Linked DNA regions of Mus musculus: regions 1, 2, 3, 4 and 6 are each linked to region 5. The links are chromatin loops, found by intact Hi-C in ENCODE. Cell type or tissue: heart. All regions are shown on one strand. Links, peaks and the distances in the headings refer to the core of each region. The heading gives the core; the rest is flanking DNA.

Evidence for each region. Peaks named below come from ENCODE experiments on the same cell type or tissue, not always from the same donor. Only the 100,000 strongest peaks of a DNase experiment are listed, where the experiment ranks them.
Region 1: a loop joins it to region 5, with 7 times the contacts of the local background. A loop is called at or near these places in 23 of 42 quality-filtered maps.
Region 2: it touches region 5 in a loop (2.8-fold over the local background); 24 of 42 quality-filtered maps call a loop at or near these places.
Region 3: it touches region 5 in a loop (2.3-fold over the local background); 2 of 42 quality-filtered maps call a loop at or near these places.
Region 4: a loop joins it to region 5, with 2.4 times the contacts of the local background. A loop is called at or near these places in 4 of 42 quality-filtered maps.
Region 6: a loop joins it to region 5, with 4 times the contacts of the local background. A loop is called at or near these places in 29 of 42 quality-filtered maps.

Annotation. Positions count from the first base shown.
Region 1 is chr8:36,092,265-36,097,220 of GRCm38, reverse strand. Prag1 (PEAK1 related kinase activating pseudokinase 1) reads right to left here and starts at 2,393. Exons shown (of 6, transcript NM_172911.3): 1 at 2,233-2,393. In heart, for the core only: a CTCF peak has its summit at 2,135; DNase peaks (open chromatin) are centred at 1,690, 2,450 and 3,140; H3K4me3 peaks cover 2,856 bases; H3K27ac peaks cover 2,757 bases.
Region 2 is chr8:36,099,662-36,104,617 of GRCm38, reverse strand. It overlaps Prag1 (PEAK1 related kinase activating pseudokinase 1), which reads right to left. Exons shown (of 6, transcript NM_172911.3): 2 at 4,631-4,956; 3 at 267-2,062. The coding sequence starts at 4,921. Among named protein-coding and RNA genes, the nearest start is that of Prag1, 7.3 kb to the right of the region's middle. In heart, for the core only: a CTCF peak has its summit at 2,601 (motif pointing right); a DNase peak (open chromatin) is centred at 3,167; H3K27ac peaks cover 1,498 bases.
Region 3 is chr8:35,917,387-35,922,342 of GRCm38, reverse strand. No RefSeq gene overlaps it. Among named protein-coding and RNA genes, the nearest start is that of 5430403N17Rik, 37 kb to the right of the region's middle. In heart, for the core only: no CTCF peak of the experiment used is centred there; DNase peaks (open chromatin) are centred at 1,972 and 2,672; H3K27ac peaks cover 588 bases.
Region 4 is chr8:36,120,184-36,125,139 of GRCm38, reverse strand. All of the region lies in intron 3 of Prag1 (PEAK1 related kinase activating pseudokinase 1), which reads right to left. Among named protein-coding and RNA genes, the nearest start is that of Prag1, 28 kb to the right of the region's middle. In heart, for the core only: no CTCF peak of the experiment used is centred there; DNase peaks (open chromatin) are centred at 2,489, 3,139 and 3,549; H3K4me3 peaks cover 222 bases; H3K27ac peaks cover 2,938 bases.
Region 5 is chr8:36,182,484-36,187,439 of GRCm38, reverse strand. No RefSeq gene overlaps it. Among named protein-coding and RNA genes, the nearest start is that of Gm35520, 3.5 kb to the left of the region's middle. In heart, for the core only: a CTCF peak has its summit at 3,058; a DNase peak (open chromatin) is centred at 3,139.
Region 6 is chr8:35,723,022-35,727,977 of GRCm38, reverse strand. Gm35021 (a long non-coding RNA gene) reads right to left here and starts at 4,372. Exons shown (of 7, transcript XR_870350.3): 1 at 4,262-4,372; 2 at 3,288-3,679; 3 at 2,461-2,546. Gm40492 (a long non-coding RNA gene) reads left to right here. Exons shown (of 2, transcript XR_870348.2): 2 at 76-295. In heart, for the core only: a CTCF peak has its summit at 2,622 (motif pointing left); no DNase peak of the experiment used is centred there.

The DNA.
Region 1 (4,956 bases), core at 484-4,483, 90 kb after region 5:
AGGGCAGGCTGGGGGAGCTGTGGGGATGACATCCAATGGCTTCCTCAGAGGTTGCTGCACACAGTCACACAGGTCAAATTTGGGGTGGCCTCATCTCATTTCCTCTTTAACAGGCAATCCAGAACACCCAGACACCCCACTTTGTAAGGCTCCTCCCTCCTTTCCATTTTTTTTGTTTGTTTTTGTGTGTGGTTTTTTTTTTCCTTTTTTTTTTTTTTTTTTTTTTTTTTTTTGCCATCAGCTTCTGACAGCCTGGGGAGTTCAGTAGGCTCTTGATTATTGTACTGTACTGCCAGAAGCTACCTTGAGAGCACTCACTCACTCACGGGCACTCCTTTGCTCTCTTCCACAACTCTGACATTTTCCTGCAGGCTGACCACCACATGGGTCACACAACTGCCCAGAAACACAGAGTATCTTTAAGAGAAGTCGCTGAATATGAGTAACAAAGGAAACCCCGGGCTGCCCACTGTCACTGACTCATTGTGTCCTGTTAAAACTGGCTCCTTAGGCTCTGCAAACAGACATTCCCAGCTTGTCTTTGGAGCTAGAGCAGCCCTTCTAGGCCTGGAACTGTCTCCTGTTTGCTTTCAGGGAAAAGATGATGAACTATGCAAATGACTCTCAGAGCAGGAGTAGAGAGAGCCCTGGGTAGTGCCAGCTCTGCACAGCCTGGGAATGGCACCTTCTCACATGCCTACCTCAGAGGGTAGGTGCAGAATTATGCAAATGATCCCATTTCTCAGTGAGAGGCTGCAAGTGTAAGATCAGGAAAAGATCCGCAGCCTTCTTTGTGATCCAAGTCACAATAACAGAGCTTTGCCTCTGCAAACTTCGGGGCGCTACGATTTACAAGGCTGAGCTGTCAGATACACTCCCACCCCCATCTCAAAAAGAATCCGAAGAATCAGGGTGGCCAGATCCTAAGTATTCAGGTCAAAACCCCTCTTATTTGCACCCAAATTTGCTCATGCCTTACTTGATAGAATTCCACAATTTTCCATCTAAATAATATTGCTTCTTGTATTTTACAAAAAAAAAATAATAATGCAACCCCCCAAAGGTATAGTATGTATGGAAAGTATATAGATTAATGCATTATATTCCATTAGCCAGCGTGGTCTAGGGAGAAAGCAGGACATGACTACCCTAACACCCCACCTCACCCCAGCCCCAGCACTGAGGGTATATAATGGTATCTACATATCTTTTTATTTTCTACTTTCTGAGCAATCATAGTAGGAGGAGTGTGGACTTGAAGCCTGCAGTCTGATCCAATAAGGGGAGCAAAGTTCTGAGGGACCCTAGGAAAGCCAACTTGCTTTCTCTGGGGCCTCCTGTCAAATCTCCTCAGAAGGGGCTGTAAGGTAGAGTTGAGAACTGTGATCAGTTAAGCCTTTCCAACCTGAGTCTGAACTGAATCCGTTGCAAAACTCCTCAGCCTTAGACCTTTGGGCTCTACAATAGGCTCTGCAAAACCATGGTTGAGCTTTACCTGGGAGAACAGACACAGTGAGCGAGCGCTGTGGGCTGAGAATTGCTCAGCCGCCTCCATTCGCATTCCCAGGACTCACACACAAGCAGAGATTCTATTTTCCAAGGGTAAGCGTGCTTGCGTGTGCATGTGGGTGCATGTGGGTGTGTGCGCCCGGCTGCAGAGGGGACATCACAAGCAAAGGTTGGGAGCTAGCTCCAGGTATGGAATGATCACCAAGGTTCATCAAACAGATAGCACCTTCCTTCAGAGATCAGCTGCAGCCTAAAGGTGGCTTCCCTGGACCCCCAATTCGTCACCTCCGGGTCTGGCCGGAGCAGCCCGAACGGCCTCTGCCCCTCTGCTCCTTTGACAATACTCACTGCAAAAGGAGCAGTTCCCAACACACAAAACAGAGCAGCCAGACCAGCAAGACCAGTAAAACCATTACAGCAGTCGATCACCCTTCCCGGAACTCCAAGGAAAAGTTTCCCAGTTTCAAAGCGAGCGTTTCTCAAAAGAATTGAAAATACCCCTCCGACTCCCCAGCTTTCCCGTCTCGGAACCTGCACCGAGGGCACAACCCTGAGCACGAGGTCCGGACTCTCCACGCGCTCCGGATCGGTAGCCTGTCACCCCTGGGGACGCCAGCAGGGGCTGGCCCGCCGGGCCACCGCAGCGACTCTGCGAAAGCCCCTGGGCCGCCACGTTCGTCAGACAAAAAGCGGCGGGATCTGGAGAGAGAGTGGTGGGCTCACCTGGGGTCTGCGGTCTCGCAGCCTCGCCGTCGGTGACCCAGCAGTCCGTTGCCCCGCCGGACGCCTCGGAGCATTGTCTTTAGCGTGTCTGCGCGGAGTGCTTGCCCAGCCGCGGGCGGCTGACTTCTGCCTGGGCCCGGCGGCCGGGTGGCAGCTGCGATCGCGGCTCCGCCCCCTCCGCCTCGGGTGACGCCGCCCGCTCCGCTCCCGCCGCACCCCCGCAGTCCTTGCCGCTGCCCCGCGTCTCCACCGGGCCTGCGCGTCCCGCCACTCTGCTCGTCCCCAGTCCAGGAGGGCGGGCGATCGCCCCTGCCCAGGTCCCTAGGAACTCCGCACCGCGCCCCGCCCCCTCGCTCGCCACAGCGAGGCTCCGCCCCCAGCCCGAGCCTTGGCGCCCCTAGACCTGGAGCTGAGCCCCCCAGAGCGTCCCCAGCTCAATCCCAGCTCAGCGCAGTTCTGCTTGGAAGATCTCTGGTGCTCCCAGCTTTCCTTAACCACAATGCACAGATAGGTGTGTCTGTCGGAGTAAATGCATTCTCATCCCTCCACCCAGCCGACCCTAGGAGACCCTGGTAGGGAGGGAGCAAAAGAACGAAACATGGAAGAGAGGGGATCCGGAGTACAATAATAAGATCTAGGGCGGTGGGCTCTGAAAGAGGCGTGAGCGCCTTCACTGCCACGTACTGTTATCCTAGGAGAACCACAAGCCGGCTGGAGCAGGGCTGGCTGAGAGATTTCAGGTCCTGCTCAGCTCCTCATGTCCAGGCCTCTAGCAAATGGCTCAGCACATCTCTTTGAACTTTAGTGTTTTAACAGTGGAATGCAAATGTTGGCCTGGAGGACCGGCCTTCAATCATGCTGGGGCACCCAGGTCCTCCACCTGTGTTTACACCGCTTCCAGTGCGTGAGTCACTGGCTGAGATACAAGGAGTTCAAGATATTGTTCCTCGGGCGAAAAATCTTTTTTAACTCTCAGGAGAGGGCCAGCCAGTCGCCTCCCTTCCTCCAGCTGCCTGAGTAGGACAGACTTGCACCTTGCCCTGGGTGTTCCCTAAGAAGCCAGGCACTGAAGTTACTGCTCAGGGCCAAGCCTGAGTGAAAACGGAATCCTCCCCCGCACCCCCCCCTCAACACATCTGGTTGCTTCCCTTTGCTTTACAGAGGCAGCGCGGTGTTACATCCTTAATCAGGATGATTCCACGGAGAGAAGGAAGGCACCACTCAGACCCTCCCCCTCTTCGCCTTTATGTGGTGTTAACACTGGCAGCGCTATATAGAATATGAAAGAGGAAGAAGACATGTTTTGGATATGTGTGGCTTCTATGTAAGGAGTGCAAAGGGACCATAAGGAGAATTTACTTATCATTCAATGTCCCTCATTACCCATTTAAGTACGGAAAGACTGATAGGAAGGTGAATAGGAGTCGTACTAACATTCATGAAGAACCTACTACGTGCCAGGCAACGTCACAGGGCAGGGTTAGCACATTTGACACAGCATAACACAGGTCCAGAAGGGTCCTATCCTTTGCCAGGGCTCCTCAGGTGAAAAGTGGTAGTGTTGAGATGGGAACCAAGAGCTGCCTGATTCCACCGAGAGTCCACCACATTGCCCTACCAGTCAATCATTTCAACAAGTACATAAGGAAAACTCTGGTGGAACGGCGCCAGCAGCATTACATTCTCCTGAGGGGTCCAGTCTACTTATGAAGACACCAGAGGGGAAAGTGCCAACAAGCAGACAGGTACAAAATGGTTTGCACTGGACAAACACAATCCGGACCCAAGAGGGGCTTTCAGTTCAGTGACACTGGGCCCTCTCATGGGGATTTTGGATCATTCATGGCTCTCAGCATTCAGCTCCCCACATCTTTCAGTCCTCTCCAGGGGGCATAGACACTTCCCAGGATAAATAAAGGCCATGCCAAGCACATAAGAGACACTTCCACACTTTTTACTCTCTTTACCCAATTTATCCTTAATGCACAAAGAACCCAAAGAACACAATAAAGAAGCAAAGTTTGCAACACAGAGAGACCGCTGTGGTTCTATAGCATGGCACAGCAAGTGAAGGGTTAATTTGGAATTTCTGCTCAATAAATGGTTCCCAAATGGTTTGCTGGGCTTACAGGAGATAAATACACAATACTGCCACTGCTGATCCATAACATGGCTTTTTCTTTCCCCTTTTATGCCAGCTATGTGGCAGCAAAAAAGGCTTCAGCCTGCCTAATGAAAAACAAATCTTCAAAAGTGGCAAAGATGTATACAAAATACCACCCACTTGCACAGTGCCTGTCCTGCAGCTGTTCGGTGTGTTATAATTCCCTGTGAAACTGGTAAGCTCGTGCATGTGGTGGACGTTTGGCTTAGACTCGCACCCCGCACCCCGCACCCTGCAATGCAGTGCAATTTGTGTGTGCTCAGCACTTTGCATCTGGCGACTTGCTTTTCATGGTGTTTTCTACTCAGGGATGGAGCTCTTTGATACAGATCAGACCTTTTGTAAGAGCAATTCTCTTGGGTGTTTTAGTGCTTGGGCGCCATTCTGTACAAGAGAGCTGTTAAATTTTAGGAGATTGAGAGACAAGATTGAGACAGGGGTGCTTGGGGGTAAGGTAATGTAGTTTATAACTGAAGAACCAAAGAGGCAGAAGCAAGAAGTGTGTGCCATTAAATTATCCTAAGAAAACCGGAGCCGGGATATTTGAGAGGGCTCAGAGA
Region 2 (4,956 bases), core at 279-4,278, 82 kb after region 5:
ACCACACACACACTGCTTCCAGGTTTGTTTGCAGAGCACACACACACCAAACAGGAGTTCCTGCTTTCTCAAGGCTGAGCTGGGCCTCTGGGAAATTTACATAGTGCACAATGGCCCTTGGGCAGACACTGGTGCCTGACAGGCAGTACTCGAGGATGGGCCCGAGGCTTTCCTGAGAGGCAGCAAATGCAAAGGTTTCTGGGAAAGGCCCTACAGACAGGTGTTTTTTCTTAAGACTCTTTCCATGTCAGCCCCGGGGTACTCACCTTGACTTTGGAGGTGGGGGAGGGGGTGAGAATGCCTCCAATCTGCCTCTGTCCTTTGGGAACTCAAACGCAAAGGAAGCCGATTTGCTCATCCCAGAGTTAGTTTTGCTGTTCTGCCCAGAGGTGCCATCGATGGGATGGAGACGGTGCCAGGTAGAGGAGTTTGAATGGTCTGCGGTACCGTTTTCCAACTCTCTCCCCCAACTTTGACTCAACTCCTGCCCCACCTCCTCCTCCTCTTCTATCCGGCACTGGCGGCTCCAAGCACCAGTCTGGTATCTTGGCCGCCTCTGGTCCAAGACTGAAGAGGAGGTGGCTGGTGGGGGACACTTGGCAGAGTCACCAGCAGTGGCAACGCCATTGGTGTGGCAGGAAGACGTTAGGTTAGCAGGGACTCTAGACAAAAGTTGGGGTCCGACGCTGCTGCCACCGGTGTTCCCGTCGCTGTGGTCAGTCAGTGGGGGCGCGGGAGACACAGGGGACCCTCCGGGGCTGCTTTTGGACAGTTTGGGGGGAATGGCAGGCTTCTCTTTGGCCGTGTTTTCAGTCACATTATGTGGATGGCTCTCCCTTGAGGTTAGCCCCTGCGCAACCAAAGGCTCCTCTTCACCGGCTTGTAAGTCCTGGTTCGAAGGCCCACGTGGCCACTGCACCCCCACGGCAGAGTCAGGGCTGCTCAGATAAATAGTCCTGTGGTCCTCTTCCGGGTGAGCAGCGATGACAGTGATGGTGGTTGCCACCTGAGGAGCAGGGTTTGCGCCTTCCCTGTCCTGGCTCCAGCTAGGGGGTGTCTTCTGAATCCAGGTATCACCTGTCCATACTTGGCCCTGGCTATGGCCAGCTGGGACCTGCTCTTTCTTGGGCTCGGGCCTCGGAGGCCCCGGAGCTGCCTTCTTCCTCTTGGCGCTTTCGGCGTAGATGGGTTCAGGCTGCACAGGGTCCCTAAGAAGGGAGGCGGGCTGGAGTTCCGCAGCTTGACCCACACATTTGCCAGAGGTGAGAAAGTGGCCGCTGAGGTCTTGCTGCTTCCCTGAGGCCGGTTCCTTCACAAGAGAGCAGTAGTCGTTCTCAAGGTGGGGAGCGAAGGGGCTGCTGGCCCCGCTGCGGCTGCTGCCACAGGACAGACCATCGGAAGAGCTGGCGGCCTCAGAGTTAAGGGATGGCTTCTTGGGGCCCAGGCGGGGCGGGTTCGCTGTGGATCCCTGACCACAGCACTCTCTGGGGAAGCTCAGACCCTGTTTTTCCTCTTCTGTTGGTCTTGTACGTGGTCCCTGCTCCCTGCACGTGGGTGAGCAGTCCCCTCCACGTCTGCCAGAGCCCTCGGTGCTATGCACAGCATCTTTGGATTCTGGACAACAGTCCAGAATGGAACAGTACTCCCCACCTTCGCTGTCTCCTGAGGGTGAGCACCTTTGGTCACTGTCATCCTCCGAGGGCAGGGATTCCCGCAGGGGCTGTGGAGAAGTGCAGGGCCTGGGGCCCTTGGGGCAGCTGGATGTCATCCCTGCAAAGGCAGCCAGCTTCTGGCGAAAGCTCTCGTGAGCTGAGGGCAGCTCTTCCCTCCCAGCCTTCTCTTCCTGGAAGCTCACTGGTTGAAAGGCAGTGTTCCTATCCACGCGGGCCTCCAGGTTATGCAGTCCGACCATGGTATAGGCTGGGGGACAACGAGAGTTGCCATCTGTGCAGGCAAGAGGGCTTGCAGGCTTCTGCAGTCCTCGGAAGCTGCCTAGGTAAACTATTGGCTCATCTTCCTGTTTCGGGAGCAGGAGCTTGCCTGGGGTTCGTCTCCAATTGACCTAAATAGCCCCAGGGGTTAAAAAAAAACAAAAAACAAAAAACACTTGTTACACTTTATCAGAGAAGGGAGAAGAGAAACAAAGTATGGGGCAAGTGATAAAAGTCACCACCTGTCTCAGACAGCACACAAGACCATCCGAGCACTCAGGTCTATCACAGTGGGTGGGCAAGCAATGGCAATGCCATCCCACCTTCACGACTGGACACACAGAAAGCGTCTCTATTTCTAAACGCTGAGCTATGCATCCCACCCAGGGACGCTAATGCCTTTGGCTCACGTCTGTTATGTAACAAAAATCAGCACCAAACCCAGAAAAAGTGAAGACTCATAAGCGCTGGGCGAAACAATTCCACTGGATGGAAAATAGTTTGAAATTTTGTTTAATGCTTCCTTACTGGATAATCCAGCTACGGCACATTCCCGAAGAAACAAGCTATAACATTTTTTCTTTTTGTCTTTCCTTCTTTAAAAATAAATATTTTATTATTCTACGTTTGCTGCATGCATCTCTGAGTGCTACATGTGCGTGCCTGGTACCCAAGGAGGACAGAAGAGGGCATCAGACTTCCTGGAATTGGAGTCATCATCTGTTGTGAGCACACATGTGGGTGTAGCCATCACTCCAGCCTTCCTCCCCACACCCCTACCCCCATATGATTTTTAAAAGCACCTCATATGAGTCGGTGCAGGCCAGGGGACAAAGGGATGGCTTCTGAGCTGGGTGCAGGCTCCCTGGCTCTTCTTTGCTAGGTTCTCCTTTGAGCTTTGCCACACATACACAGCTAGCTGCCCTTTCTTCCAGTTTCCGGCAGTCACCTCAGCTCCCACCTACTTAAGTGGCTGGACTAGTAGGGCAATAAGGCAAAGCTGGGAGCTGATTGCACCTGTCAATCATCCCCGTCAATAGAGTGACTTTTCTGCTTTCCTCTCCTTCTTACCCGGTCCCATTCGTACAGATAGCCTCATGGCAGGGTTTGGTGGGGCTCCTTACCCCAGGGGATTCCGAATACAAAGGGCCACTGGCTTATATGGGTGAAAGTTGAAGGTGTCAAGATTGGCTGAGTGAATGGGTGTCGCCTGCCTGGGGGAGGGGTAGTTTGCTGCCTCCTCAGGAAATGCCTCTCTTCACATAAACCTCTCTTGAGTTAAAATTGACCTTTGTTTTCTCATGCACTCACACACCCTTCCTGGCCCCTGTATCGCACTGGCTGAGGAAATCCAGGACACTGGAAGAGGTCATTATGGAACAAGGGTTCTTAGAATGTCTCAGGCATATAGTCTCAGAGACACGTCCACAGACAGCAGCCTCCAGCAGTCCTGGCCCACACACCCTGTCCATAATTATACCTTCCTAAGACCTTCTTTTGGGAGAAGAAGAAAGGTTGAACCTCTAGGGGTATAAATGTTTTTTTGTGGTCCTAGATAAAGCTGGCAAAACCTACACGTCAAAACTGGAAGTATGGGGGCTGGGGAGATGGCTCAGTGGGCAAAAAGTCCTATGTATAGATAGATAGATCCCCAAAATTTCCCATAAGAGGCTGGGTGTGGTGTTACAAATCTGTAACCCCAGGGATGGGGGAGTGGACAGAGGCAGACAGATGCTGGGGGCTCATTGGCTGAGAAACAGCGAGTTTCTCAAAACTAAAATAGAGGGGGCTGGCGTGATGGCTTAGCAGTTAAAAGTACTTGTTTTCCCAGAGGACCTAGGTTTGATGGTTTCAGGAACCCATCTGGAATTCCAGTTCCAGGGGATCTACAACCTTCTTCTGGCCTTTGCACACGGTACACCCATATGCAAGCCAAGTGTTCATACACATACGATAGAAATAAATAAATCTTTTGAAGTAGAGAGACAACAAATAGAAAGGCCGAGAGCAAGTGAGGGCGAGAACCTGGCGGACCAAGGGAACACACACAGGTACATGCATGCGCACACCCCATACACCTGTGCACACGCATACACATAGAAATTAAGGAGAAAAGCTACAAGTGTGAACATCGGCTGTGACAAGGCATTATTATAAAGAACTTCTGCTAATATTTTAGATGAGACTAAGCATTGTGGTTACATTTTTTAAGTCTTTATCCTTGAAATAGATGTGCTTATGATCTTTACGATGTACGGGGAAGGGAAGTGGGTGCAGGGGCGATGAAAATACTGGTCATGAGTCAGTGATGCAGGGGCTCACGTGGAAGGGTACTGGGTGGATGGTAGTCACTGTACAATGGCTGTCGCTTCCGTAAATATCTAAAGTCACAGCCAATAGTTTAAAGCTTCTGTTTGTCTTTGTTTTTGTGTTCCCTTTTATAAGTCTCCAAGTCAGGGGAAAACCCTGATGTAGCTGGGCTAATAGATATTAGCCTAAAGGAAGACATAGAAAGGTAGATGGTTGGAATAGCTAGCCAAACAGCAGCTGTCAGGGAGTAGCAACCTCGAGGCAAGTCAACAGGCAGCTATTCTACAGGAATTCTTGCTCCAACAGCCCTCCATGGCCGCCAGCCAGCCACCATATGTTAGAATAGGAACAGCCCCTGTAAAAATACCAGCTGGGTTAGTCAGCCTCACCTTTGGGACTTCAGCGCTCAGGCTGGCTTCAGTCCACAAGTCGGAGGTCTCAGAAGTCATCATGGTGGGCTTTACAGCAATGGTGGGCTTTGAGTAGGCCAAGCCATTCACGCCTTCGTCGTCTAGGCGGCAATTCTCAGGCCTGGCAGGCAGGCGAGTTCCAGCGGGTAGGCTGTTGGCTCTAGCCTTGGGATGGCCAGCTGTTGGCTGATGATCACTTCGCAAGCAGAAGCAGTTCTTGCAAGACCCGGGTTTCCAGATGTGCTCCACAAAGTCGCTGCACGCAGACATTTTTGGGCTCTCGGGGTTCAGTCAAATGGTCTGGA
Region 3 (4,956 bases), core at 499-4,498, 260 kb after region 5:
CTTGATTTTCAACTCTCCGTGTCCTAACATGAAAAAATGGTGAAGCGCGCGCACACACGCACACACACACACACACACACACACACACACACACACACACACACACAGAGAGGGGGGGGGCTTCTCTAAGGGGCACGATCACCTAGTCACAGGTAGAACACAAATGCTATTACTCTAACCTTTGACCTCACAACTACTATTTATTGAGTGCTTATGCACACACACGCACATGCACACGCACACACACACACACACACACACACACACACACACACACACACACACACATACTGTCTTAAGGCACTTTCTCCACGCTTCTGTTTACTGATGCTGGATTTTGCTCTTGTCTGGTGTGGAAAACCTGGCTTTAGATTACTAAGACTTGAGTGTCACCTGTCACCACCTTGTTGTAGAGGCCCCTTTTAACACTCAGCTTCACATTCCATATTTTGTGGAGTTTTCTCCACTCGCTTACTCTTTGGTTTCCTAGAGCCCATCTCTTCCTCTGAGGACATTGGACTCTTAGCTGAGCAACTCCTGACCTTTGCCAACAGTGGGTAGAAGAGGGCAGGACATGTCCGTGTGTACCTGTATTCACAAGCACTCGGGGCACAGTAGCTTTCAACTTGGACTAAGCAACGGGAACCATGTGCCATTAACTTGTGCTTCCTGCTACACTGGCTGTGAGGTACTCAGCATAATCAAAGCTCTGGATTCCATATATATATATATATATATATATATATATATATATATATATATATATATATATATATATGGAGAGACAGAAAAACAGAGAGACAGAGATAGAAGAGACAGATTCAGACAGATGACAGATAGATAGATAGATAGATAGATAGATAGATAGATAGATAGATAGATAGATAGATAGATAGATAGATGAAAGATATGATTAGACAGACAGACAGAGATGAGTTAGTATCATTTGTCAAGGGTGGTGGTACACGCCTCATCATAGCACTTGGGGAGCTGAAGGTGAAGGATCTGAGTTTAAGATCAGCCTGGCAATATGTAATAATATCAAAGGGGGTGGGGAGGAAAAAGAAAGAAAGGCAAGAAAGAGGCAAGCAAAGAAAAAACACTCTATGTCCCAGGACACCAGCAGTCACAACAGTCATCGGACATCAGAGCCAGATGGGAGGGCAGAGCAGAGCAAAGAATCCATGCTGAGACAGAGCGATGCAACCAGGAGACGAGGGCACAAAGGCAATCACTGCCGGAATTCAAAGGGGAGGGAAAACTCATGTCTGGAGTTCAAGTCCTGACTAATTCAGTCTTCTATGGTTGGGCAGTGCCACGAGAAACCTCAGACCCAGAGCAAAGGCTGATGGGAGTCGGAACAAGGCTCTACCTTGGCAAACCACCACCGCTTCTCTTAGCTGCAATAAAAGAAAGAGGAGGTAAGATAACTTCATGTGTTCCATGTACTCTTGCTTAAGGACTTTAGCACCATTTTGTTCCTGACATAAATTTTGCTACCTTGTCACAGTGTGTCCTCATGGATTCCTGGAGGCCCCTGATAATGACTTGCAAACACTGTCAATGGAACACTAACCCAGACAGCCACTGGTCCTGTGACTTCACTCCCTTATTGGGGGATTCACACACACACACACACACACACACACACACACACACACACACACACACACACACACACACACACCATACAGCCTGGCCCTCCCTCGAACAGGGAACTTCCCTGGAAGTGTTCTCTACCAGTCTGAACTATTAGCACAAAGGCTGCATATTCAAGGGGTCTAGGAGGTGAATTCTTGACCTGACCCTGTTGCCTGGGTACAAGCTGACTCTTTCCCACAGTCTCTGGCCCAGACCTTCCTATCACAGCCAGGAATGTATGCTGCAACTGACTGTAGCCTGGATCCGGACACAGACTCGGTTCGATGATTAATGAGAAAAAAAGCTTAGTCAGAATTACACTCAAGGATGCTGGTGGTGCTGTTTCCTGTGGGCACTCATTTCTCCAGGGCATCTCATTCCTTGGGAGCTGTACAGCTATCCCTGTGAGATTATGCATCTGTGACGCCAATCACCTTTGTGACAGATAATGGGAGACACAGACTTGCCTGTGTTCCCATCAGCGACCGTGTCTGACTGCTGCTACATTCATCTCCAGGAATTTCCTAAAATGGTGATGCTTGCTTCTGTTTATCTCGTTGGATAATGTTAAAAGCAACAGGAAAAAAAAGAAAGAAAACATTACATGTTCTGTCTTATGTCACAAGTCTGTGAGAGAGATGGACATTGGGGGCTCTAATTAGGTCAGCATGCTCAACCCCATTCTTGGATAAGATTGGACTCAGCTCAAAATTTTGTTTAACATCCATTTCTAACAACTGCATATAATGCTCACTTAGTGGTTTTGACACAGTCTTTCACTATAATCTGTAGCCCAGGCTGCCTCTGACTCAATCCTGTACTGGGATTATAGGCATGCACTGGCTAAAATTAAGCTTTGATACCAAATATGAATCTCTTGGCTTGCTTTTTTTTTTAAGGGGAAATGAGATTTCTAGAGATTTCCTGAGGAAGCTGAAAGCGTCCTAGCTTCAGCTCATAGCAAACAAACACAACTGTGCCTGGGATCCTCGGAGGAAGACTGTGAGGCCAGAGCATCCTGAGATCAAGGAGAACGCCCAGTTAACGGATTCTATTGTTTACCAGTGTTTATCAGCTTTCAGGACCACAGGTGAGAAGCCAAGCTCAGCCCGCTCTCATCTTTTGGAACAAAACAGATCCACCCATAATCGTGTTGATCAAATGGCCTGTGAACTACTGTACTGGTTCCCCTCTGGGCTGTGGTCTGATAACATCCACCAGAAGAGTGTAGTCACCACATGGCCTTTCTTTTGTGCACTGGCACACACACACACACACACACACACACACACACACACACACACACACACACACACACACATTTGCTAGAGTGAGGATAATTTGGAGTTAAACTGTAATTGATTTATCTGTTTCATTCTCCCTCGTGTTTGAAGTCAAACAATAACAAAAATCTCCAGAAATCTCAAACAAATACATTATAGCTTCATGATCCTAAGGGCTTGATGCAAAGCCTCTGGCGTGTGTACCATACTCTGGGAGAAAAGGACCAAGAACATAGAAATCACATGCTTTTAACCCTTGCACTCAGGAAGCAGAGGCACATGGATCCCTGTGAGTTCCAGGGCAACCTGGTCTACATACAGAGTGAGTTCCAGAGCAGCCAGGCAGAAACCCTGTCTCCAAAAACCAAAAGCAAACATCAAACAAACAAACAAACAAGCAAACCAAAAGACAAACAAACAAAACCAACTGTGACTGATTGAAATAGAATCTGGTAGTAGTAGTAGTATGAAATGGAGAACATCTGAGTTAATTAGAATAATGTTACTTATAAAGATACTCAATGACTTGGAGAAGGAGGTATCACGTCATGTAGAAACACAGAATGAGTCTCGGTTGTCTTCAGACACTGGTAGATCCGGGCATGGAATCCAGGCTTCCAGGCACATAACTGAGTTTGCTTCATGGAGAACAAAGAACGAGGCTTTGCTTATTTGTCTGGACTTGCAGCCTTGTAAACCACACTTGGGTTACTGAATTGCAATCTCTGAGCCTCATCCACTCAGTTAAAGAAAGAAAGAAAGAATAATAATAATTGACACTGACCCCGAGTTATTGTGTGTAGACTAAGTAAGAGGATGCATGTTCTGAATGCAAAGCAGATAAGGAATGTTCAGTACTGGATTCTCAATGAGGGCAGGAAAATTTCAACATCTTGCACATCACATGCAATGTGATTCTGTCATCACACCTCACCTAAACTAGAGGACAGCAGGTCTGTATTCCAGAGATGCTCTTTAAAGCCCCACAATACTGAAGTCAAAGAACCAAGGAGCTCCTGAAAGATTTTGATCCTATTAAAATGACAAGCCATTGGATTTGTCTGTAGCAAACTAGACAAGAGTTAAGCCGTGGTTGACAACAGTCAACCTAAGCTATTCCTCGATTCTAGGACACTGTTGTCAAATGCTTTAATTTTGCGCAGATACATTTGCATGAGCCAACCGTGCCTTTCGTCTAATTTGCCCTTAGTCACAGTCTACCCTACCTTTGCTCTGCCCTTCCTAGCCTTAGGAATCGAGGGTGTGTTTGTGTCTAGTTAGTGTTAAGATAAAATTAAATACTCTGTGCTCACATTTTACTTCTCAATTCTGTTCTAAGGTTTGTAAGTTCGTTCAAATGAAAGTTCACTCTAAGAATTCATGGATTGTCAGTGTCTCTCAGGGTGCGTTCTAATACCAAGCTGGTTCAGATACAAAGCCTGAATTGAGGATGCCACAGACCATGGCTGCTTTTGGTTTTCCAAGGAAAACCCACATTGAGGGACCAACCATTGCTTCTCTCAGACACAGAAGTAATATTTAGGGTGAAACAAAACTTCCAGAAGGAAACGGACAGTTCCTGGAATGGATATCAGTTGCAACATCAGTGTAGTGACCTTGTGACCTTATGACCCCATTCGGACCTTGACCCAACACAGGCCACACACAACCCCATACTGAGTCCCTTTAATCTGTACTCTGCTCCCACCAAGCCCCTGGTACTGGCTAGCGTCCAAGAGGAGTGGGACTTCATTTTTTTTTAATTGAAAACATTATTGTTCTTATGTATGTATGCATGAATGCATGAGAGTGTGCATGTCACAACACATGTTTGGACATCAGAGTCAGTTTTCTCTTTCCACCCTTCAGTGGATTGTGACAAACAGAGATTAAGCCAGCAGGCTTGTGTCACAGAACCTATACCCACTGAGCCATCTCATGGGTGTTCTTTGTGGAGAGAAGGAGGGAGGGAGAGACTACATGAATGCGTATCAATAACCAAAGCAATTCATTACAAATTACAACACATAGC
Region 4 (4,956 bases), core at 721-4,720, 62 kb after region 5:
GAGTAGGTCAGATAGTGGGCTTCACCACCTCCAGGTTCCAGATTCCAACCCGACACCACGTAAGTAAATAAAACACACAAACAAACTAAAAACAACAATGAAATGTTAATATATGAAAAAAAAAATCTCAGGGAAGATACACGAGTACCCGTTTAATTATTATGAGAATTTCATTGTCAGCTTGAAATCTTTGATGCCTGGAAAACAAATACTTCTCGTGCAAGTGGAGGGGACCCCACGACAGCGTGGATGGAAGGAAGAGCTTGGTATGACCTGGAGGGACATCATCACTTCCCCAAGGAAGCCACAGGCTCTGTGATAATTGCTTCCCCCTCGAGAGAATCAGTGCATGGAAAGCCGTGCTTGTTAGATCTGGGCTGAGGTTGGGTGTTAGTCCTTCTGAATCCTGCCCATGTAAGGGAGAAGTCACCTCTTTAGAGTCTCAGTCTATAGACACACGGCACATTGTTATTGCTGTTGTTGTTATTCACATGCACACCCATGCACAGAAAACAGAGGTACCCAAGAGGAGACTGGATAAAAGTTCATAGCTGAGGCAGAGGTAGAATCTGTGGCTTCTTGAAACTAGCCTGCTGTTTCCCTGTCTTTAATTCTCAGGAACTTCAGGTTCCAATCAGTAATTCAAATTCAAGAGGCCTCAGGAGTGCTTCAGTATAAATGGGGACATACTTCCTGATATACCTCTCTCTTCTCTCTCTCTCTCTCTCTTTCTCTCTCTCTCTCTCCACACACACACACACACACACACACACACACACACACACACACACACACACACACAGTAAAATGTTAGGATTGGCAGGGATGCCACCCCATGATAAAGCACTTGCCCACATATATGAAGCCCTGGGTTTCATGCCCACAGCTGCAAATAAGCTCTCAAGAGATGTACAGAGGATCAGGAAGTTGAACAGTGGTGTGTAGCAATGGAGGATAGGGAATTGGGGGTGGCAACCAGAAAGTCCCAGATGCCAGGAAAGCAAGAGCCTCCCAGGACCTCACGGGGGTGACATTAGCTGAAATACCCCACAAAGGCGAAAGAGAACCTGTTGAGACCATATCCAGAGGTAACACATGGTCTCCCGGGTTGAGGGATGAGGCCACCCATCCATCTCCAAAATTTTAACCCAGAATTGCTCCTGTCTAAAGGAAATACAGTGACAAAGAGTGGAGCAGGGACTGAAGGAAAGGTCATCCAGAGGCTGCCCCACCTAGGGATCCATCCCACATGCAGACACCAAACCCAGACACTATTTTGGATGCCAAGAAGTGCTTGCTGACAAGAGCTGTCTCCTGAGAGGCTCTGCCAGATCCTGACCAATACAGATGTGGATGCTCACAATCATCCATTGGACTGAGCACAGGAACCCTAAGGGAGGAGTGAGGGGAAGGACTAAAGGAGCTGAAGGGGCCTTTTCTGGCATCAATGGGAGGGGAGGCCCTTGATTCTGTAAGGGCTTGATCCCCCAGTGTAGAGGAACGCTAGGGCGGTGAGGACGGAGTGGGTAGGTGGATGAGGGAGCATCTCATAGGAGCAGGGTAAGGGGGGAATGGGATAGGAGGTTTGCAGAGGGGAAACTGGGAAAAGGGATAGCATTTGAAATGTAAATAAATGAAATATCCAATCAAAACAAACAAACAAACAAACAAACAAACAAACAAAACCAAAAAAAGAGCATCCAACTCCCAGAAGCGATGGTGCTCCCAGAAGAGCATCAACAGCTGGCACCCTGGGAACCTGGGCCACCTGACCTCTTTGAAGATTGCCACTTTAATCAGGGGATGAGCCAAACCACATCACATTTTAAAATGAAAGGCAAGCTTGCCATCAAAGCCCAGTCTTACAATCAAGACGGTTTTGATTCTTCGGTCTGTGTGTGCAACAGACTTCTTAAGACTCTCTGAGAAAAAAAATAAAAAGCTTAAAATCCCAAAGGTAGCTTGTGAGCCTCAGCAGAGTGTTCTGTCAGATGTAAGGCCAAGCGCCAACAGGCGTGGGTTAACCATGTATAACAAGGCTCCACTAATAACGATAATTTGATTTGTTTTGATTTTGATTCCCCAAGCTGGTGCAAACCCTCTATCAAATGAAATCTGTCGTCCCATGACTTAAGGAAGTAACTTCAATGGACAAAACCCACATACACTAGTCTTTCCTCTTCGGTGGGGGAAATAAGCCCCATGATGTCTGCTCCGTGCTGTGACACACGACCTATTCTTGCTCAGACTTCCTTTCCCAACTCCCTCTGTCCATTGTGTGCAAGGTCACGGCAGATCTGTGTAGAAACGCAGAACTCGGTGGCACGGCACCCAACCACATCTCACTCTGCAGCTGCTACCGGGTGCTTTCAGAATGGCTTTTCCCTCCATTGTCCCGAGAGAGCGAAGTTTTGTAAGAGTGATCTCTACACTACGCTGGGAGAAAGCTTAAAAAAAAAATCAGCCGGAAGAGCCATCTGCCAGACTTCCTCATTCATGGGGACAGGCCTCATCTAAAAATACCCTCAGAGTCTCCGGAATGAGAGCTTTCAGAATGGCTGCAATCCTTCACGGAGGCCATGTGCCAGTGTGTGGCATGAGGCCGTATCTTCAGCTTCATATTGCCGCCCCTGGTGACAGCACAGTACACAGTGTGACTGAGGAAGCGAACTCATTCTCCCAGCTGGATTTAGTTTACTTCCTACACACTTAGCCAAGAGCTTCCTGCCTCCGTAGCTACACATTTGAAAAGACAAATAAGCCCTGTATTGGCGTTTGAAGCAAACTCCTTTAATTTTGACAAACACACCACCAAATGGCTAGAATAGATCACATCTCCCTTTAAGTTTAGTGATAACATGTCAAAGACCTAATGAGAGAACTTATAAAAGACTAACATTCCTGTCCCAGAAGTAGAAGCCTCTTAAACATTTCTGCGCACCTTTCAAAACCACTCAGCATTGGCTTCAGATTCGAGCCATCGGCTAATGCCTCAATGACCAGTGAACACACAGCTCTTACCATGCTAACCCCCAGCCGGAGATGTGATCCTCATCAGGGTGGCCTGGCAAGCCCCGGGACAGGCCGGCCAGTGACTTCAAGCCAGCCAGTGACTTCAGGTAGCATGGAGCTCCAGCTGTGGTCCAGAGTGCGTTCTTCTACTGCTGTGAGTCCCCAGCTCCCAGCTCCGCTTCCCTTAGTTCCTCTCTGACTTTTCTATAAAATGCACTTCCTGAGGGAGCACAGGAAAGCAGGGACGGCTCTGCCTCTGACCCGCGCCTTTAATCACCAATTGTCTTTTTTGGCCGGCTCTAAAAATACATTACGTTTCTCTACTTACTTTCTAGTACTAAGGCCCCCCCCTCTCTGAAAATTAATTAAGTCATTCAGATTTGCTTGGTAGATAGAAACACCCCTTTTGGAGTTTCTTTCAGATGTCCGAGTTAATTGCAACACATTCTCCTTGCTGTCTATCTGCAGTAGCATTTCTAAGATCCCTGACAACACACACACACACACACACACACACACACACACGTTGCCTGCTCTGTGCTGGGTGTTGCTGGAGGATGCAACCATGAATGGGATCGGCATAACCCCTGTGCTTCGACAAACCTGCAAATGGTAGGAAAATATTTCTCAAGCTATTTTAGGGAGAACACAAGCCACGTCGTTACGTTAGAACGTCTTGCAATTCTGGCTCAGACTCTTTCTAGAACAATGTTATCATTGCGACAGCTGAATGCAGACTCCTACACCGAGTGCCCACAGGGATTCTTTATCTTGCTTGCCATATTTCTGTCACTTGCACGGGACAGAAGAACAAATCACAGGCTTTCTTTGGCATGCTCATTTTGAAATATTCTCCTCTAATATCTACAAACACATTAGAAAACACCAGAGGGTAGAAGTCGGGTAGGCTGGTATATGTCTATAACCCCATGCTGGGCAGTGGCAAATGGAAGCAGGTGGATTCCAGAGCTTGAAGACCACCTAACTCAGTGGTTTTCTCTGTAGGTCACAACCCCCCTCGGGGCATATCAGATATTTACATTATGATTCATGACGGCAGCAAAATTATAGTTATGAATTAGCAACCTAATAGTTTTATGGTGGGGGGGTCACCACAACATAAGGAGTAATATATAAACTAAGTAATGTATTAACGGATTGCAGCCTTAGGAAGGTTGAGAACCACTGATCTAGGCGAATGGTTAAGCCAGTGCTTCTATTGAGAGATGCCCCCTGACCCGCTAACGTAGATAAACACTTGATCCTCAGAGGGTGAAGCGGTTTGGAAAGGTTTAGAAGGTGTGGCCTTGTTTGCAGAAGTATGTCACTGGAGGCAGGCCATTTCCAGTTAGCTTTCTCTGCTGCATGCTTGTGCTTCGAGATAAGAGTCCTCCACTGCCCACTCCTGCCATCACGCCTGTGGCCCGCTGCCCCATGCTTCCAAACCAGCCACTATGGACTCTACCCTTATGGGACCGTAAGCTAAAATAAATCCCTTTTTTCTCTAGGTTGCCTTGGTCATGGTGTTTTAACATAACAACAGACATGTAACTAATGCAGCTAGGCCCCAGGTTCAGTAAGAAACTCTGACTCGAAGTAATAATAATTAATAATAATAGTAGTAGTAATAATAATAATAATAATAAAGTAATAGAGGAAGGTTCCCAGTACTGACCCCTGGTCTGCACAATGCACTCCCCATCTCCATCTAACCACACCCTCACAATACAACCCTCCCCACCTACACACACACACACACACACACACACACATACACACACACCTATACAAAGAGGTACACCATTTTGGTCAATATACTACCCCTTCCCCTTATAGATTCATTTTTCAAATGAAATTCATCTTCTCCTGGTCACCAAAGTGCCCAGCACTTCCTTCCTTTCTCCCTGTCCAGGCAGAGAGGAATGCTTTCCTTTCTCCTTCAAG
Region 5 (4,956 bases), core at 613-4,612:
AGGTGGATCTAGGGAGATCCTGTGGGTCATAGGTGGGGCTGACATTACTCTGGATCTATATTAGTTCTAAATGCAGTCAGCTGACCTCAGAGAGCTGTCTCTGGCTCCTTGTGGAGAGCATCGCTCAGCCATTCCCTTCGTTGTTTTGCTAACCCATTTGGACTCTTTACCTTAGTGTTCTGTTTGGGCCCCTGAGTTGCTGACCCAGTTTTGCAATGTTTATTCTGGCTGCGGCTCTGCATTCCTTGGGGACTTGACTTTCAGTATTTGCCTGTCTGTACATTGCCCAACTCGCGGCAATTGATGCCTCATTTCTCTGCCCCACCCAAACCACAGGCTGAGTATGCACCTGGGCTACGTCCCAGAGACGATTCTAGAATCCACAGTCACATCTCCCATCCCTCTACCGTGGGAAAACTGCTGAGCTCCAAGTAGGAGGACCCGCAATCTGATGAAAGTGATTCCAGGCCATGGGAGAATTTACTAGAACCCACATTAGGTGCAAGGTGTATATTAAATATATTTCTGATTTTTTTTAAAGACATCAGTAACTATAACAAACCAAAGTGCAAGGTTTAATATTTGGGGTGTAAGAATCCCAGACTGGTGTGAGCCACTCCTTTCTGAAAGAAGAGATCTCCCCCACCCCAGTCTCAGAGGGGCCTGGTTTATGTCTCTGGCCTTATTAATGTCTGAATTCATGGATTCCAAAATGTTTAGAAATGTCAAATGTTTTCTGTGTCTTGTCATACTGTGTGTGTGTGTGTGTGTGTGTATGTGTGTTGTTAGGGTGCTATCACACATATGAGAAAGCCTGAGTATTCAGATTTCTGTCTGAAGTGCATGCTTTTGGTAGTGAGCTACGTCTTTATTTTAATACTGAATCTCTGCTGTGTCGCTAAGACGTGGCTAAGACGTGGCAAGGGGCGCTTCGACTTTCAACTCTGTCTTGAACATTCACTTGGATAATTACCTTTATGTTGGCTCCTTCACGCAATGGAACTCCCCAAGATGAAAGACATGAATGGAGGGGGGATTAGAATTATCAGAGAGAGAACTCTTTTGTTTCCAATGGAGGGTGTCAAGCAGAGGGCTTTAGCGACCACGGGACAAACATTCTAGATCCAACTTTTATCTTCAGCCTTAAGTTGAAATTTAAAGTGCAGTCTAACTAACTATAAAGAGCTCTTTATTTGGAAAGGCGTCTATTGAGGCTCCGTTCTTCCTTATATCACATTGTAATGAAAAAGTCAAACATTAAGCAAACCCTGCCTGTAGGCACAGTAGCCCGTCCTGCAGACATTTTGCTATACAATGAAAGGCTTAGTGTGGATAAACTAGTGGCTTCAGGGTTTCTTCCCAGGTAAAGTCTGGTTAAATCCACCGACCACAGGCAGATCCCTGATTCACAGATTCATATAAAGGCATGTGTGACTTTATAGACTCTATGGATGTAGAAATAGCTATACCTAACCATTTATTATGTATCTCATTAAACCTGTGCTAAGAAAAACCTTTCCTACTGTAATTCCAACCAGAAACATTTGAATTGGACTGTACAGACAGTTCTCATAAGTGCCAGGTTATTTTATAAGGCTGAAAAGGAGTTTTAAATAAGCATATAAAACTTCTAACTGAGCCATCCACCAAAGAGCATACAAGGGCTGGCTGGACCAAAGCCCCAGGCACATACGTAGCAGAGGGCTGCCTTGTCTGGCCTCATGGGAGAGGATGTGCCTAATCCTGCAGGGATTTGATGCATCAGAGTAGGGAGATATGGGGGGGGGCACCATCTCAGAGGCAAAGGGGAGGTGGGATAGAGGGAGGGACTCTGGGGGGCTGGGAGAAGGGCAGTGTGTGGAATGTAAATAAACAAATCAATAAATTAATTTAAAAAAGAAAACTCATTTTAGCACCCGTCTTTGAAACCTTAGCAACACACTTTACTAAGATTATGAAAAGTCAGCAAAAATCGCAAAGCACCCTGGGATCTCACTTGATGTGCCCTACGCAAGAGCACTGGACATTTCTCCACTCAAGGAAGTTTCTATGAGCAAATGCACTGATGCCCGGCATCTGCAGGGGACTGTGTTCTGCTGAGTCGGCTCAAGCATAAAACGAGAAGTTTCCATCAAAGTCAAGTTAAGATTGATGTTAATTTACAAGTTTTCAGTTGGATTGCCCTGGGGCTAAGAGATCGTGAACATTCTTGGGCCAGATGTTCCCACTCTAGAGTGATAGTCATTTTCTGGTTATTTGGGAAAAAAAAAACTGAGTTGGCTTCTGGAACATTTATCTAAGTACATGGCAGGACCAGGAAATATGTCTATTGACATTCGAAATTAAAAAAAAAATGTTTGCAGCTAGAAGAAAAACAGGAAAAAAATGCAGTGTTTCTTAAAACGGAGTCTCTCGGATGCTGATAGACACATCTCATCTGAACTGTGGACAGCGTTTCTGTTTTCTGTTTCAGTAGCATAGATGGAAATTAGCCAAAAAAAAAAAAAACCCAGAAATTTAAAATTACTATAAAACTGCTCTCGATTTTTCTAATTAAAGAGCAGGTTAGTCTGCTTCATAGAAGGGCTAAATTAGAGAACACCTAATAAGAAATACAACTTAAGGCAACCCCTGGCAGGAGAAGGTGAGTCAAATTAAAAGACTGAGGTTTTCTTTTTCAATACTAATAAAGAAGGCCCTTTTAAGTCATTCATTACTCCACATAAAGCCTTCTACTGGACTGCTTTCCTGTATTCTTTTATAGAAAGTACATTCACTTTAATATTTATGTAGACTAAGCGTGCCCCTTCTTTGATGATCACTAACTGGCTATGTGGCCTCTCTGGAGTGACACCAAAACCTAAATCAAGAGTCCAAACTAATGTTACATTGGCTGTTTCAATACTGTGGTAGTTAGAGTTCAAATCAACAAACCCTGTTTGCTTTGCCAATAACAAGACTGGTAGAGTTGCTGGCTTTGGGGAGACATAGCATTTAATATTTTCAGAAGAAAAAAGAAAAAAAAATCGAGTGTAACAATGCACATTTCGAATGTGGCCACCAGAGGTCTACTGACACTGCAGAGCGAGCAGGCTGCAGGAGCGTGGGCGCAGACTGGTGCATGCGTACTCTGCCTGGTGGGGCCAGAGACTCTCCAGCCCTGCCCTGGTCTGCTGAGTCAGAGCTGCTCTGTAACCCCCACAGGTGACTCAAGTATGCGAGGGAGTGTGAGAAAGACTGCTGCCAGGGTTGAAAAGGAAATGTGGTGTATCCCGTGTGTGATGGAGATTAAGATATTTAAAAGTCCAGGCAAAGGCAGGGCATGGAGGCACCCATATTTAATTCCAGCATGTGGGCAGGAGGCAGAGGCAGGTGGATCTCCTAGTTCAAAGCCAGTCTGGTCTACTAGTGAGTTACAGGACAGTCAAGGCTAAACAGTGAACACACCTCACCACCCGCGCCTCTCTCTCTCTCTCTCTCTCTCTCTCCCCCTCCCTCTCCCCCTCTCCCTCCCTCCCCCCTCTCTCCTCCCTCCCCCTCTCTCTCTTTCTCCCTCCCTCCCTTCTCTCTTCTCTCCCTCCCTCTCCCCTTCTTCCCCATTTCCCCCTCCCTCTCCCCCTCTTCCCCTTTCCTCCCTCCTCCCCATATTTCTCTCTCTCTCCCTCCCTCCCTCCCTCTCCCCCTCTTCCTCATTTCCCCCTCCCTCTTCCCCTTTCCTCCTCTCCCCCCCCCCACTTTAAACATTTTTCCTAACAATGTTACAACTCAAAAGCTATTTTCTTTTCAAAACGTTCTACCTGGACCTGGTGCCACAGAACTGTCATCACACATCTTGAGATCAAGAGGCAGGAAGGATCACAAGGTCAAGGCCTGCCTGGGCTACAGAGTGAACTCATATCAAACAAGACTGCCTCAAAATAAAAGATTAACATGGGTTTGGAGGTATAGATCGGTGGTAGAATATTTACTTGGCATGTGTAATGCCCTAGCTTCAAACTCTGGTACAAAATCATTTAAGTGACCAAGGCTGTATTTTTAATTTGCAATTTAGCTTCCAGATATTTGAAGATGAAGAAGCTCTAAATATCACCTAACATGTACAGGTCTAAATGTTCTCGTTTAACAGAAGAAATTATCTGACCAGGACTGAAGTGGCATTCCACGCTCAATATAAGATAGTTAGCTGTCTTTAACTAGAACCAAGTTCTCCAGAGGTGTCCCTGAGGCTGCAGGACCTCACTCTTGTATGGAGGTGGGGCTAAGCTAGGGAAGCATCATGGGAAGGGCAGGCTTTGTCCATCAATCAAGATGTGCAGAGCCCTGGACTCAGAGGTTCCTCTCCTACTCCAATGTGCCAGGATTCCTTCAAGTATATCGAGACTGTTAGACTGATTTTTCTCTGTTCCCCATATTTCTCAGGGACAGGGATGTCTCCATGGTTCTCTGTGTTACCATCAGTATACTCCCAACAACTCTGTCTTCACAGAATACATATCCAGTCACTGAGTCTGTGTCTCTCTCTCTCTCTCTCCCTCTCTCTCTCTCTCTCTCCCCCTCTCTCTCTCTCTCTCCCTCTCTCTGTCTTTCTCTGTAGACCTGGCTGACCTCGAACTCCCGGTGTAGATCAAGCCCACAGAGGTCAGCCTGCCTTTCACTGTAAAGGCATGCAACACCACACTGGGCTCTCACTTGGCTCTTCCTTAAATCAATCCAGCCAGCACTCATAGCCTCCCCTTCGCTGCCATCCTCCCAAACCACTGTACTTTCCCTTTAAATGGATTAGGCATAACTCCAATATCTACCACCTCTCTGTACAACACGCTACCGCCATGGTTCTGCTGGATCTTCCGCTCAGTGGCCTATGTCTTCCTTCTTACCTGGGAGGGAAGTTGGATTTAGAGGCTGATCAATCTCCAAGTAACCTGGGAACGAGACCACCCAAAGGAACCTATCAGC
Region 6 (4,956 bases), core at 317-4,316, 460 kb after region 5:
TTCTCAATTCTCTCTCTCTCTCTCTCTCTCTCTCTCTCTCTTTCTCTCTTTCTCTCTCTCTCTCTCTCTCTCCAGCAGACTCATTGTTGGTGAGAGCCAACTCACATTGAAGGAACAAGGCATCTCCCATGGACATCATGATAAGAGCACAAATCCACTCACAAGGCAGTACTCTTAAGATCTGGCCATCCCCTAAAGACAGACATAGCTGTAGCCTGAAGCTTTTCTATCTGGCCTCTTTGCTCACAGAATAACGACTCTAAGACTTATTTACTTATGAATAAACACTTAATCCATAAGCTGTGGCTCATTCCCCCACTAGCTCGTAACTTATAAAATCCATTTATTCCATTCTATGTGTGCCACATGGCTGGTTATCTCCTCAGTTTCATACATCCATATCCTCACAGTCCGGGTGAAGAATCTGTTGTGCCTGAACCTATCCCAGAGTTCCCTCTCCCTACAGGAACTCCCACCTTCTACTTCCTGCCTTTTGCTAATAGGCCATCAGCTTTTTATTGACAGGTGGTTCGTCTATGCAGTACAATAGAGATTCTCTCTACACATAGCACTCAAGGCAACAACAGATCATTGCTACTTATTGCATCATGGAGGGAAACACGACCTAAGAAGGAATACTTCTATTTAATCACAGTACAACAAATTCATGCCCGGGAGACTACAGATTAAAGAAGCCTAAAAGGGACATGACAAATAAGGGATTCTTCACCCCACACTGGACCCTGAGCAGGAAAGGGGTGGCCAGTGCCAAAGAGGATGTTACTGTGTCAGCTTCCAAATGGTGAGCATGGGCCACAGGTGGGAAATGACATCATCATCAATTGACCATTCTTCTGTGCACATCACTCATTGTAGGAAGGCACACACTGAATTGTTCAAGGGTAAGGATCATGATATATACAGATAACCTGCAAATGGCTCAGAAAATAACTCGTGTGTGTGTGTGTGTGTGTGTGTGTGTGAGAGAGAGAGAGAGAGAGAGAGAGAGAGAGAGAGAGAGAAAGAGAGAGAGAGAGAGAGAGAGAGAGAGAGAGAGAGAGAGAGAGAGAGAGAGAGAGAGAGAAAGAGAGAATGACAGACAGAATGACAGACGGGAGCAGGAGAATTGTGACTTGAAAGCCAGCCCTCCCTACATAGCACGTTCCAAGCCAGCCTGGGCTACATAGTCAGACCATATCTCAAAAAAGAATACTAATTATCATCTGTGTTCATACCCACAGGCAAAGGCTACTCTCAGCCTTAATCAGAGAAGTTTTCTTTGCAGCAAATAGAAGTGAGTACAGAGACCCATGGGTGCACAAGGTGCACAGGCATGCATGTCCCATACCAATACACATGCAGACAAAGCACCCATGCACACAAAATAAATATTAGGGGAGAGAACTATCAGAACATATTATACACATGTACAAAATTTCCAAAGAACAAAATGTAACTAGCAAAAATGTTTATAATCACTAAATATTCTTCATGTAATTTTTATTTTCTTAATCATAATATTGCTTCCAAAAAAGCTACAAAAACTATGTATGGTGAGGATTCCCCAGTTCTACCAATAAAGTGTCCTTGTTAGGGGTGGGAGAGAAAATAAGAAAGCAGAGGCATTCAGAACATCTTCACCACTGGTGGGAGGAGCCTGGGAGTAATTCTTTGTCCTGCGGGGCAGACAGATTAATGAGCATGCTCAGAGAGACGGTACACATTCAAGTATAAGGTAAAACGAAGGATTCATGCCATGACGTTTGTATTGCTTGAGAGGGGAGGAGGGAAAGAGAAGGGGGTGGGCTGGTTGATTGGTTGATGGGTTGGGCTTTTTATTTTTGTTTTTGTTTATGTTTTTCCAAGACAGGGTTTCTCTGTGTAGCCTTGGCTGTCCTGTAACTCACTATGTAGACCAGGCTGGCTTTGAACTCAGAGGTCCACCTGCCTCTGCCTCCCAAATGCTGGGATTAAAGGTATAGATCACCCTATCCCACCCTCAGTTATCAGAAGAATTTTTTTCAAGTTCTGGCCCCATTTAAGCTTAAGGATATTTAGAAATGAGGAAGTACAAACAATGGTGAATGAGATAAATGTAAATTATGAAGTAAAGAGGAAGATGGGAAATCTATGCTCTCACATACACTGAGAACCCGGGCGGGGTGGGGCAGGGGGCCTGAACTGCAAAGTTGGGCGGGAAAGATTCCAGACTGAATTAAGAAGATATAAGACTCAGTGCTATTTACAAGAGACACACATACACATTTTCACAGGAAATCTGAAATTTCAGGGACAGGTAAAGGTACATCAAGAATACACAAGACAGATAACATTAAATAAAGTGAAATTTCAACCCAAGCGCTTTGACGTCCTCTCTAGGCAAGCTGTGTCTTTGCAGGTGGTGGTGTCTGAATCTTGAAGGCAGAATAATACAGAAACACAAATATATTTTCAACTTACTATTTATGATCTCAGAAGATTTCGAATGGTGCAGTGAATCTGGTAAAACACGGTCTTTTCGCGGTATCCAGGTCTTCTTGAGGTCACTAAAACGAAGGGGGGGGGGGCCGGCGGCATTATTTCCCATCCCCGAGTTTGTGCTGCCACCTACAGACTAATCTCAACATTGCACGTTGACGTTAATACTTAATGTCCTTACTGGCCACGTTCATTACATGCATTCTGTTGCAGATGAACCAAAGGGCATGTCCACTCTCCACGAGTACAGGTTAGATCTGTTCTCCGATTAACTGACAATATCTAAGAAATTAGCAATAACTTCAAAAGAGAATGGATTTGTGTTCTTCTATGATTAAAAAATAATATCTCTGCAGCTGGGCTTTATTAGGCTAAGTTAATAAAGAAAGGCAACTTTCACTGAGGCGAAACACCTAAAAGACACGTTAAGAAAGGATATGGTTTAGTTTTCGTTCACATTCACAGTTGGTCATGGTGGGAAAGGCACGGTAGTGGGACCACGCCCGCCCATAGTGGCAGAAGCCTGAAGCAGCCGCTTGTAACATGGTGCTGACCCCTCGGAAGCAGGGAGCCAGTAATTCTCAGGCTCCACCTCTAGAGCCCTACGCCCACCAGCTAGGCCTCAAGTTCAAATGGTTCCAGAGCCTCCCAAATCATCTCCACTAGCTCCAGACCAAAAGTTCAAATCCGTGAACCCATAACGGGCATTGCATACCCAAACCTTAACGATCCCCCCTAGCTGTCATAGCCTCACTGCTACCTCATAAGAGGAAATGTCTCAGCTCAACTTAAAGAAGTCGCAGTCTTACCAGTCCCAACGCCATTCAGAAATCCAAATCCAGAGTCTCTTCTGAAACTCAGAGCTACGTCTTAGCCGCGAGCAACCGTGAAAGTGAAGCTCGAGTCACGTGCTTCCCATAGCTGGTGGCAAACATACCCTTTTCAAGTAGGGAGGGCATGAGAATGGAAAGGCAATATTAATGAGAGAAAAGCTGCAAGGCAAACACCAGTCCCTCTGCTGTGAGTCCGACCTGCGGGCTTCATGGAGGTGGCATCCGGATGGCGCTGCATCACTTTGGGCTGGCTCCACTGGGTTCAGCTTTCCTTAGGATGCGTTCTGTATTCCCTGTATCTCTACCACGCGGGATGACCATTGCAATTTAGGCCCCAGTTTCATAGTGTCAGATTCCAGATGCTGTCACTGTACAGAGAATTAATTACCCACACGCCCCTGCGACTCTTCGGCCATCCCAGGCAGGAACCAACCTGAGCATTAGCCAGGGCCACACTTTGTAAACCACCCTCCATTTTGGTTAAACTGTGGCACTTCCCCGAAACTATGGTAATTTGCTTCCTAAAGTAACTCGTTTCTCTACATTCTTCACTGTCCTGCCCTGGGGACCCCAAGTAATGGCCAGCCTCCAGAGATGTTTATCAATCGCCTGACATTCTTTTAGTAACTCACTGGTTACCCCATAGCCAACAGCAGGGCCAGCAAAGGAGACTTCAACTTCCTCCAGCCCCCTCTCTGCCCCATTACTACCTCAGCTTGTGAGCTCTAATCTTACAGAGACCCCTCTGCAGGCTTCCTCCCTCCCCACAAACAAAGGCCCGCGCCATCTTAAGTCGCACATTCCCATATCTGTCTGTCTTTCTCGCTAACCTTTCACTTAATTACAGCCTCATATCCTGTTGCATTATTTAAGGCAGCTGTAAGAGAGGTGGGAGGCAGAAAGAAAGAGAAGCTTGGTTTGACCTTAGGTGAGAAGGTTAAAATGCTTACAGAGGATGGGATGTGTAAGGGCAGCAGCGACTTCCATAGTCCGCAAAGGAAGCTGGGAAGTGTAGTCCTTCACAAGAAAACTATTGTATCTTAACACCTTTGCTAATTACTTACTAGCAATTAGATTCGGGCCCTGGGGCTACCGATGCAGCACTATTGAGAGCTAAACTCTGCAGCAGCCTTAAGTTATACTCACCTTGTAGTAAGGCATCATTTCTAGTCTAAGGTCCTTTCCTTTTAAAAGCTTCTGAAAGTGAAAGTCGTCCTTGGTTCTACGGGTTGCTGGGAGTGGTCAGTGTTGTTAAAGGATCTTCATTTGGAATCGGTCTGGAATCTTGGTATAAACTCCAGGACCTCATTACTTCTGCATTCAAAAAAACAAAAACAAAACAAACAACGCAAAACAAGGCTAGCATTTGTTTATGAAAGAGAAAATACAATATTTGTCTCTCTGAGTCTGAGTTACATTGTTTAATAATTTCCAGCGTCATCCATTTTCCTGACATTTTCATTTTTAAAAATATATGAATAATATTCCATTGTGTGATAAACATTTTCATTATCCATTGATCTGCTGATGGGCATGGAGGCATTATATGCATTATAAATAATGCAGCAATAAATGTAGATGTGCAAGTGTCTCGGTGGTGGGATATAGAGTTCTCTGGGGATATAATCGGGATAGTATAACCATG